3 separate regions of the Homo sapiens genome follow, and regions 2 and 3 are each linked to region 1. Evidence: chromatin contacts called from ENCODE Hi-C or POLR2A ChIA-PET data. All regions are on one chromosome and are shown on one strand. Each heading gives the region's core, a stretch centred on a gene start or an enhancer-like site at or near the end of the contact. The rest is flanking DNA. Distances are from core to core; before and after follow the strand shown.

Region 1 (3,545 bases), core at 312-2,811:
GTCCAAGGGCTACCTCTCCAATAGTGCCACATCCAGATGGTTTTATAGGTGAAATCTCCCAAATCTTTAAAAATTCTATTTGTAGTATTCCAGAAATAGAGAAAGAAGGAAATTTTTACATTCTTTTTTTTAAAATTCAGAATAACATTAATACCGAACTGAACAAAGATGGCACAGGAAAAGAAAATAGAGCAATTTCACTTATGAATATCAATGCAAGATTTATAAGTAAAATTTAGCAAATATAATCCAAATGAAAGGAATAAAACACCAAAAACCCAGATTAATTCATTCCAGCAATTAGTACTGATCATTATCAGGAAATCTAACAATATAACCCACACATTATTATTATTATTTTTTCTTTATGAGATAGGATCTTGCTCTGTCACCCAGGCTGGAGGGCAGGGTGTGATCATGGCTCACTGCAGCCTCAACCTCACAGGCTCAAGTGGTCCTCCCACCTCAGCCTCCCAAGTAGCTGGGACTATAGGCATGCACCACCACTCCCAGGCTGGTCTTGAACTCCTGGGCTCAAGCTATCTGCCTGCCTGGGCCTCCCAGAGTGCTGGAATTACAGACATGAGCCACTGCATCTGGCCACATCGTTATTTAAAAGAAGAAAAAAAATATATAATCACCTGCCTAAAAGACATGATAAAAATAACTTATTTCCAATTAAAAAAAAAAGAAATTCCTAAACAGTGGGAATAGATTGATGTTTCCTTTAGATTATGGACATATAGCCAAAAACTAGAAAAATGGTAATTAAAAAAATTTTTTTTCACTTTTCAGATGGAAACAGGCACATAAAATGATAATATTTGTAGACAGAGAAACAGAAAACCAGGTCAAGTGTGGTGGCTCATGCCTGGAATCCCAGCACTGTGGGAGGCAGAGACAGGCAGATCACTTGAACCCAGGAGTTCAAGACCAGCCTGGGCAACATGGCGAAACCCCATCTCTATAAAAAATACAAAAATTGGGGCCGGGCGCGGTGGCTCACGCCTGTAATCCCAGCACTTTGGGAGGCCGAGGCGGGTGGATCATGAGGTCAGGAGATCGAGACCATCCTGGCTAACAAGGTGAAACCCCGTCTCTACCAAAAATACAAAAAATTAGCCGGGCGCGGTGGCGGGCGCCTGTAGTCCCAGCTACTGGGGAGGCTGAGGCAGGAGAATGGCGTGAACCCGGGAAGCGGAGCTTGCCGTGAGCCGAGATTGCGCCACTGCAGTCCGCAGTCCGGCCTGGGCGACAGAGCGAGACTCCGTCTCCAAAAAAAAAAAAAATACAAAAATTGTCCAGGCATGGTAGTTCGTGCCTGTAGTCCAGTTACTCAGGAGGCTGAGGTGGGAGGATGGCTTGAGCCCAGGAGCACCAGTGCACTCGAGTCTGGGTGGCAGAGCAAGACTCTGTCTCAAAAAAAAAAAGAAAAAAGAAAAGAAAAGAAAGGAAAAAGGAAAAGGAAAAAGAAACAGAAAGCCAAAATTTTTAAAAAACTAACCAAAAGCCAGTGTCACCATAAAAGCAGAAGCAGCAAAACAAAGTGGCTGAAAATAATTCTGAAACTAGAATTCCTGGGTTCAAGTTCAGCTCTGTCTCTAGTTGTGTGACCTTAAACAAATTACAGTCATGCATCATTTAACAATCTGCATACATTTTGAGAAATGCATCATTAGGCAATTCCTTCATTGTGTGAAGTCACAGAGTGTACTTACACAAACCTAGATAGTAGAGCCTGCTACTCACTTAGGCTGTATGGTATACCTATTGCTCCTAGGCTACAAATTCACACAGCATGTTACTATACTGATTACTGTAGGCAACTATAACACAATAAGAAGTACTTATATATCTAAATATAGAAATGATACAGTAAAAATACAGAATAAAAGATAAAAAAATGATACACCTGTAATAGGGCACTTACCATGAATGGAGCTTGCAGGACTGGAAGTTGGTCTGGGTGAGTCAGTGAGTGAATAGTGAGTGAATGTGAAGGCCTAGGACATTACTGTACACTTTTATGTATAGTAATGTACATACAGTAATATACATACAGTAATGTACTTGCTGGCAGAGCAGTAAGTTTGTTTACACCAGCAATGCCACAAACACGTGAGTGTGATGCACTACAACATTATGATGGCTACGATGTCACTAGGCAATAGGAATTTTTCAGTCTCATTATGATCTTATGGGACCACTACAATGTGGTCCATCATCATATATAAAGTGCTTAAAATAATACTTGGCACACAGTGCCATATGAGTAGACATGATTAGATATGCCAAATATCAGCCAGGCGCAGTGGCTCACACCTGTAATCCCAGCACTGTGGGAGGCCAACACGGGCAGATAACTTAAGGTCAGGAGTTCAAGACTAGCCTGGCCAACACGGTGAAACCCCATCTTTACTAAAAACACAAAAATTAGCCGGGTGTAGTGGTGGGTGCCTGTAATCCCAGCTACTCGAGTGGATGAGTCATGAGAATCGCTTGAACCCAGGAGGCAGAGGTTGCAGTGAGCCAAGGTTGTGCCACTACACTGCAGACTGGGTGACAAAGCGAGATTCTGTCTCAAAAACTATATATATATATAAAAAATATATAATATATTACATGTAATGTATTATATATAATATATATTACATGTAATATATAATATATAATACATTACATGTAATATATTACATATATTGTATATATTGTATATTATATATAATATATGTTATTCCCACATGACGTTTTTATATATATATGTATATATATACATATATGTGTGTGTATATATATGTATATATATATGTTCATTCCCACATGACTTCTGGGAATATATATATATATATACACCTAACATCAAAAAACTAACATCAGGAATGAAGAAACACCCAAACCATTTCCCTAATAGTCAGGAATAAAAAAATAATATTCAAAGGCAACACTACCATTTAAGTCTTTGTTCTAAAAATACAAAGTGATCAATCAAGAGAAAAACATAACTATTATAAAGAAAGAAAAATTTATGAATGGAATTATGATTTGCAGATGATATGATACTATTCCTGAAAAATCAAGAAAATCACCTGAAAATCTATGAGAAACAAATAGGAATTTTAAAGGTTTACTTAACTCATTTATTCCCTGAAACTGAAATTTAGAGAAAAATATGAAAACAGTTTCAAGGTGGTATGAATTGGGAACCTGTATTTTTTGAAAACTCACCTTGGCAATGTAATTTTGGGGACTCCCATGTGCCCAGGCCTGTGCAGCTTGAAACTGTATCTTCTGGAACACTGAAGAATCCTTCTCTGCAAGCATAACGAACCTGGCTGCCCAGACTAGACGTATAATTTCCTATGATATAGCCATCTGGAACCTCAGGAGGGGTACCACAGTCTATTTCTGAAAATAAATTAATGTCAAATTCATTACCTCGTGAATGTAAATCTTCAAAATTCACAATCTCTCTCCACCTCTACCCTATTCCTCACACACACACACCCCCGAGCCATATTTTAAGTACACTGGTTCATTCCCACATG
Region 2 (3,545 bases), core at 650-3,149, 110 kb after region 1:
GAAACAACAAGACTCCATCTCCACAAAAAAAATGACAAAAAAAAAAAAAGAAAAAGCCAGATTTAGTGTTGTTCACCTACAGTCTAGCTACTTTGGAGGCTAAGGCAGGAGGATCGCTTGAGCCCAAGGTCAAGGCTACAATGAGCTATGATCACGCCACTGCACTCTAGCCTCGAAGACAGAGAAAGACTATCTCAAAACAAAAAGTCTATGGATTAAAGGACTGTATAGATGTTAATTTCCTAACTTTGATAATTAAACTGTATTTAGTAAGAATGTCCTTGCTCTTAGTAAATACACAATGATTAATTTAGACATAAAGGGACATCATATCTGCAACTTACTCAAGTGGTTTGGAGGTGGGAGAAAATAAATATACACACACATGCATACACAAATATAGGTAGTGTATATATTATATATGTATATACATACATACACATAAATACTCAGATGATCTAAGTAAATATGGCATGATATTAACAATAGGGCAATCTGAATAACAGATACCCAGAAGTTCTTTGTACTACTCTTGCAACTTAATTTCAGACAAAATTTAATTGCAAAGTTTAAATTATTACTAAAACACCATAAACTTTAGAATATAAGTAAATATATTTATGACCTTATATCACAAAGGATTTCTTAAATAAGACACACAAAAAAGCACAAATGTAAAGGAAATAAGAAACAAACTTGACAACGTAAAAGTATCATTAAGAGAATAAATCAACAAGCCAAAACTGGGAGAAACTATTTGCAACCCATATAACAAACAATGGACTAGTATCTGGAATACATAATGAATTCCTACAACTAAGTAAGAAAAAAAGGAGAAATAAAACACAAAAACAGACAAAAGAATTGCACAGGGATGGGGGCGAGAGGTAAAAGACTACACACTGGGTACAGTGTACACTGCTTGGGTGATGGGTGCACCGAAATCTCAGAAATCACCACTAAAGAACTTATTCGTGTAATAAATAAATAAATAAAACAAAATGTATGAGAGGATAAATAATAAAAATATGTCCAACCTCATTAGTAATTAGGAAAATGCAAGTGAAAACTATGTTAAGATACCATTTACCACACACTAAAATAAAATTTTTTTTAACCTCACTCCTTTCAGTAGGAGATGGCTTAAAAAAATTATTTTAATCTCACAATGCAGTTATAAACTGGTGCAATCACTTTGAAAACTGGCATTATGTAATGAAACTGAAGAAATATGTTCTCTATGACCCAACAATTCCTTTCCTATGTACTTCTTAGAGAAAACTCTTGTCCAGCAGGAAAGAATGTTCATAGTAGCATCAAACTAAAACAACCAAACTATTTATCAACAATAAAATGGATAAACAAACCATGATCTATTATTCTTCCAATGGGATACTACAGACTTGACCGTACTGAGAATGAATGAGCAACAGCCACATGTATGAATATGGATGAATCACCAAAGACATACAGGGCAAATAAAGTCACAGAAGAAAACCAGCATGAGTCCATTTATGTAAGGTTCTAAATACAGCTTTAAAATTTTTCTAATGCTTTAAAGTATTGAATGCTTTAAAAAATTTTTAAGTTGCATTTAGGGATATATAATGAGTGGTAAAAAAACAACAGGAAAACAGAAAAGCAAGAGAATAATTATCAAATTTGGGACTGTGGTTATCTTGGGGGAAGGAGAGTGAACAAAAGTGATGAAGAAAGGTACACGGGGTGCTTCTTCAGTATGTATAAATATTTTATTTCTTAACCTGGGTGGTAGTCACATGGGTGTTTATATACTTACGTGTTTTATAAGCTTTTCTATAGGTATAACAAATGTCACTAAAAGTAAGGACATAGTGCTTATGACTCAGCCCTAGAAACTGTAAAGAGAAACCTTTAAAAGAGAAAGAACAGCCAGTGAAGTAGGAAGAAAGTAAGGAGAGTGGTGTTTCAGAGGCCAAAAGAAAAAAGAAGTGAATAGTGAAACTGTGTCAAATACTAGTGATAGGCAAAGTAGAGAAACTTTCACACAATATATAAAGTGCATTGTTCTCTCTCTGATGAATCACTTTTTCAGGATGTAGACATTATTTTGCAGTGACTAAGGATTTACTAATAACATTAATGAGAAAGGATATGAACATTCTGATATTTTATATTCAGAAATCAAAATTCTTAACATATTTTTAAAATGTCCTCCTCTCATAATACAGAACATTAATTGCACCAAGAGTATATAATCAATTATTAGAATAAGTGAATTCTTAAATTTGATAGCTGAGTTTTGGCAAACTTTAATTTGCCCCAGTATTTTTTTTTTTGCACCAAATATTTCTATCATTTGTTATTAAAATGGTAATGACAAAAGACCTTTGTCACTGCCAAATCAGATAAGTAAGTTAGGGGCTGGTAACAAATACAAAACACAAAAATTTGGTCAAAGAACCCAAAACAGACATTTTATCAATATTAGAAAGATGCATTGAATCATTCCCTTGGCTTTTTAAATTAAAAATAATAAAAAAGCTTTTACTTTAAAATAATGAACTATTTTTCAGAAGGGTTTGGACAATCATTTGGTTGTCTTAATTTTATAATTTGATTGTCTTAATTCTTTTAATTTTCTCACCTATAAAACATGATGAACTAAATACTACTTAAAGTCCCAATTAGCAATATTTTACGGTGTTATTTGGAAAAGGAAAAATCAATCACAAAAGGTAGTAATACTTTAAGTAATAAACCACACTTTTGAGAACTGTGAAACCAAAAGTAGCATATACTAACCTAATAAGATATTCAAACTGGGCCATCCATTGCTTTTTCCTTAAGAGGTTTACTTTAAATAAAAGAGGGAGGCTCTTCAAAGCTACAATTTGCAGAGACAATTTAGAAGGCTGTATTTTTACTAATGCAAAATGCAACTTCACACAAGCTTAAGATACAGCTGGAAGTTCTGAAGTTTAGGAAACAAAACAAAATAAATCCTCTTCTTTGAATAAAAGATCATACTATTAATTTAAGCTTGATATAAAATATCACTACTTAAAAAAGGAAAAGTATTTTTCTCAAGAGCATATATGGCAAAATTATTATGGCTATAAACTAGCATATTTAAGTTAATGTTAATAAGACTACTAATTTGAAGCAAATGGTTTGTGGCTTTTAAAGAATGAGTAATATCAATGTTAGAAAATAAATTTGTAACTCAATTTCAGATATTCATCTGTCAACTAACAGAACCTCCTAATATTAATATTTAATTAATGGGTATACTTTGTTCTAGGATTCTTGCTTTCCTTTATAAATCCTGAGAGAACTCGAGAAGAAAAAGGCTTATAAACATACATGGCTTAATAAATGAAACTTGTAACTTCAGAAAACTTGCTTTGTGACCCAAAAAAGAACTACTCACCAAAAGCAGCAGCCATAGGGGGTTCAAGGGATGGCTGGCCATCACCAGTAGGAAGGTCTAAGCGAGTGAAGTCTCTGCTTTTGTCATTATTATATTTCACATTAAGGCTGGTGAGCTTGGAGAAGTCAATGCG
Region 3 (3,545 bases), core at 518-3,017, 78 kb after region 1:
TGTGGGACTTTTTTATGGCAGTCCTAGCAAACTCATACAAACAGTAACTACATTTTTTGTTAGTTTTCTGAAATTTAAAATGTGAAACGACATTAAAAAATTTTTCAGAAGTAGATAAGGCATTTTTACCCTTCATCAGAAACATTCTCACCACTTACTCAATGTCTTTACGTTGCAGTGAGGTATGATCATGTGGCTTTTAGGAGAAAACATAAGCACTCCAATACTGTGTACAGATCTTCAAGATCATAACCTTAGCAGCACTTGGAAGTCTGAAACTGCAACACCTGGGTGCAATAGAGTGCACTGGACCAAGTCACAGAGACCTGGGCTTCCTTGCTGTTAACTGGAAATTGAACTAGGTGGTCTCTTGGGTCACTGACATGACTTAATGATGGTTATAACCCCTCTGCTGAGTAAATAAGCATTTCACAGTCAATCGAGTTTATAAAAGCCTAATATAGTCATACAGTTATTTTATCTTTTCCTGATAAAAATGCCTCATGTAAAAATACCTATTTATTTTCCCAGTATTTATGGAGACCACAGATTTTACAGGTAAGCCAGCAAAGATTAGTAGTGATTACCTAATTTTCTATTCCATTCAAAATAAATTCCCACTTCCAGGAGACTAAAATATACAATGAACGCTAAGTCTAGACTTCTGCAATCCAACAATTCTTTAAAGATCTGAGAAGTAAAACGTTTGTCTAAGGAAAAGGAATGTAGCATCAGCTAGTATCTGTGCTACCTTTTTAAAGAGGACACAAATTTGGTTTGAGATCACACCTTGTGTCTCAAAGTGTATGTATACTAATGCCGTAGGGAAGCCAAATACTGAACAAAACTGGAAATAGTGTTCCAACTGTAGTTTGGCACTGCACATATGGGGAGAAAGAGAGAAAGAAAAAGGAGAGTGAGTGTGCAAGCAAGAAAGCATGCCGCCATGCCCCTGCATTACGGGGCAGTGCCAGAGAAGGTGCATCATAGGAAGATTAGGAAAGCACTTTGCTCCTCAAAACGAGAATTATTCCTAAATGAAGACAGAGACAGTTAATAGATTTTGTGTTTTTCCCATTTTGAACATTGTTTGAATATGTGCTCACTATTCACTAACCATGACACGTTTAGATGGATGGCTATGGAAAAGAAAAGAAAATAGGACATCATTAGAATTACAGGTAAGACAAAGGGAAACCCAAAGTACAGACAAGAACACAGAAAAATTTTAAGAGAGTACAGATGTCATGACATTTATTAAAAGGCATGCTACAATGCTATATTTGTTAGGAAAAGAGATTAGAGATATCAAGTAATAGTCAGCAAATATACAAACTGAACGAAAATGGAATATACTGTAGTGTACAGAAGCTTGAATTAACCATGCACTACGCATTTAGAAAATATGTTTTTTAATATTTTATCTTCTCTTTGCATTTATAACATAATTCACTTCAACAATCACAGACTCCTTTTTTTCCAATGCCACAGACTGTTACAAATGAAAGCTGGTACTGCTGCTTATCCAAAATATACAAGACAATTGATGTTTTATATAAAACCACTTTATAAGTTCATTTGTTCCCAAAAACCTTTTTTTCTTTTTTGGCCTTGTTAAAAAAAATGTTGTTACAAATATTTACAGCATTTTCTTCTGTTAGACGAACATTCTTAAAAACTGAAAAGGGGAATTTTGATGAACAGACCACGTAAAACACCAGACAATGTCAGAGGCTCCTAGCTGTGCTATTTTTTTTTTCTTAGATACAGTACTGAAAATGCCCATCAAACTCGTCATCCTAATCCATTCTGTTCACACTGAAACTCACATTTTCTCTAAGTAGTCTATTCAGCAGTAGAAATTGAAAGTAAAGGCCGCTCTGCACTGGTTCTTCTTTCAGAAAGGAGCTTGGGGAAAATGCAAAATGCTTTACAGAGAGGAGTTAAAACCACAACAGTCAGTCTTTGGTCAGAGCAATGAGGTGACACTTTGATGCAAAACTTTGCTTGGTCAGCAATCTTTATAACTGGTACTTTCTGGATATGGGATGAATTTTTAAAAGATCTGGGAAACAACAGTAAGGGGGAAAAAAGGCCAGAGTATGATTTTTTTAATGGCATCAAAAAAATAGCTATTTAAATATTTGTTATTACAACTACTACATAGATCCAAGAAGTGAAAATAATACAACAACAAATCAGTTGACAATGCTGATTTAAGCATGCCATAGGCATCTTTCAATTATGACTATGATCACCAAGGTCACTGGACCAGACAAATATCCCTGTTCTCTGGAACATATGCCTCAGGTTACAAAAACTAAGGAAACTACCACAAAGATTTTGAGCAGCTCTATTCTTGGACCTGCACAATGCTCTACAATGAATATTATGTGATAAAGGCAAAAGTGTAACTGAGACTTTATTTATAGTTACAATTCTTTGCTTGGATGAATAGTTGGTGGGACAACATTCTTTTAAAACTATATAGTACATATTTCCTGAAAACCAGAATACTGATACTACTTTAGTCTCAAATAGGAAGAAAAGGTCAATTAAGACTACTGAAGAAGGCACATAAACTTTGGTCCTGTTTTTTCTCCCACTATAAAACCCCTCAAACTAAGATTTTAATAATTTTCTATATTTTAAACCACTCACAACTAGCTGTTAAAATTTGCTCTGAAAAAAGACTGCTAATAGTCTTGTAGATAACAACACAACTCTTTTAAAAGACAGCTGAGTTATATTTTCAAATTTTGTGCAATCTAAATTGTATTTCTTTCAGCACAATAGTAGAGTATTTTGAGTCTGGCAGTTTTGTTCTCATTAACAGATCAAGACAAAGGAAAGGCTAAGAAAAATGCTTTACGCATCGTCACGCTGTCTCTTTTTGGTTTTAAAAATAGCAGTACACATTAGGTTTTCTAAGGGATAGGTGGGGAAAAACACATGTACTTTTGTCAATTTTTTGTCCAAAAATATCTCGTGGGAACAGAAGAGAAACTGCATGACAATATGCTAAACATGTAAGCACTGCTGACTGATGGCACGGAGACACTGAAAAGAACAGAGAGCCAGGCGTGGTGGCTCATGCCTGTAATCCCAGCACTGTGGGGAGGTGGAAGCAGGAGAATCACTTGAGCCCAGGAGTTGGCGAGACCCCTAAAAATAAAATAAAGTAAAATAAAAAGAAATTGAGCAGAGGCATTCATAGGAGCCACTTCTCATCAACTAAAACAGAACCCATGATTATCATACTAGGTGGAGCCAAAGAAGGCCTCACTGTCATAAGGGAACAGGCAGGCATAAATGATATCTCCAAAAACTGAGCTCAGCAACTTTTAACAGTAAATCAGAAACATTACTTCAAATAATTGATTTCAATATTTAGTCTTAAAGAATTTATGGCATTCTGTAAGAGCTGCTGGGTAATTCTGATACTCTCCAGTAAGTATCAATTAAGATACTGGGTCATTTTTCTATTTGTATGTTACACAAAACACATTTTACTGCTATGCAAATTATTCAAATCTCAAAGTAAA

What was found. A loop is a pair of places that touch in the nucleus more often than their neighbours do. ChIA-PET counts read pairs that join two places held with the same protein, here RNA polymerase II (POLR2A). Pooled maps may share reads with other maps.
Region 2: a map with no recorded cell type shows a loop between it and region 1 (10-fold over the local background). The contact joins two enhancer-like sites. A Hi-C loop is called at or near these places in 3 of 37 single-sample maps with no recorded cell type and 3 of 50 pooled maps. POLR2A ChIA-PET finds 5 or more read pairs at or near these places in 2 of 52 experiments (Caco-2 and OCI-LY7).
Region 3: a pooled map shows a loop between it and region 1 (7-fold over the local background). The contact joins two enhancer-like sites. A Hi-C loop is called at or near these places in 4 of 168 maps with a recorded cell type or tissue (CD4-positive, alpha-beta memory T cell, endothelial cell of hepatic sinusoid, heart left ventricle and 1 more), 14 of 37 single-sample maps with no recorded cell type and 6 of 50 pooled maps. POLR2A ChIA-PET finds 5 or more read pairs at or near these places in 5 of 52 experiments (A549, H1, HepG2 and 2 more).

The regions. Positions count from the first base shown.
Region 1 is chr9:112,139,095-112,142,639 of GRCh38, forward strand. SUSD1 (sushi domain containing 1) reads right to left here. Exons shown (of 17, transcript NM_022486.5): 5 at 3,226-3,405. Among named protein-coding and RNA genes, the nearest start is that of SUSD1, 34 kb to the right of the region's middle. Within about 2 kb of position 1,562, at least 2 of the 41 ENCODE cell types and tissues checked have a DNase peak (open chromatin) inside an H3K27ac peak, as active enhancers do.
Region 2 is chr9:112,247,517-112,251,061 of GRCh38, forward strand. It overlaps PTBP3 (polypyrimidine tract binding protein 3), which reads right to left. Exons shown (of 14, transcript NM_001163788.4): 7 at 3,413-3,545. Among named protein-coding and RNA genes, the nearest start is that of SUSD1, 74 kb to the left of the region's middle. Within about 2 kb of position 1,900, at least 3 of the 41 ENCODE cell types and tissues checked have a DNase peak (open chromatin) inside an H3K27ac peak, as active enhancers do.
Region 3 is chr9:112,217,209-112,220,753 of GRCh38, forward strand. It overlaps PTBP3 (polypyrimidine tract binding protein 3), which reads right to left. Exons shown (of 14, transcript NM_001163788.4): 14 at 1,227-3,545. Among named protein-coding and RNA genes, the nearest start is that of SUSD1, 44 kb to the left of the region's middle. RefSeq lists an enhancer at 1,946-1,995. Within about 2 kb of position 1,768, at least 2 of the 41 ENCODE cell types and tissues checked have a DNase peak (open chromatin) inside an H3K27ac peak, as active enhancers do.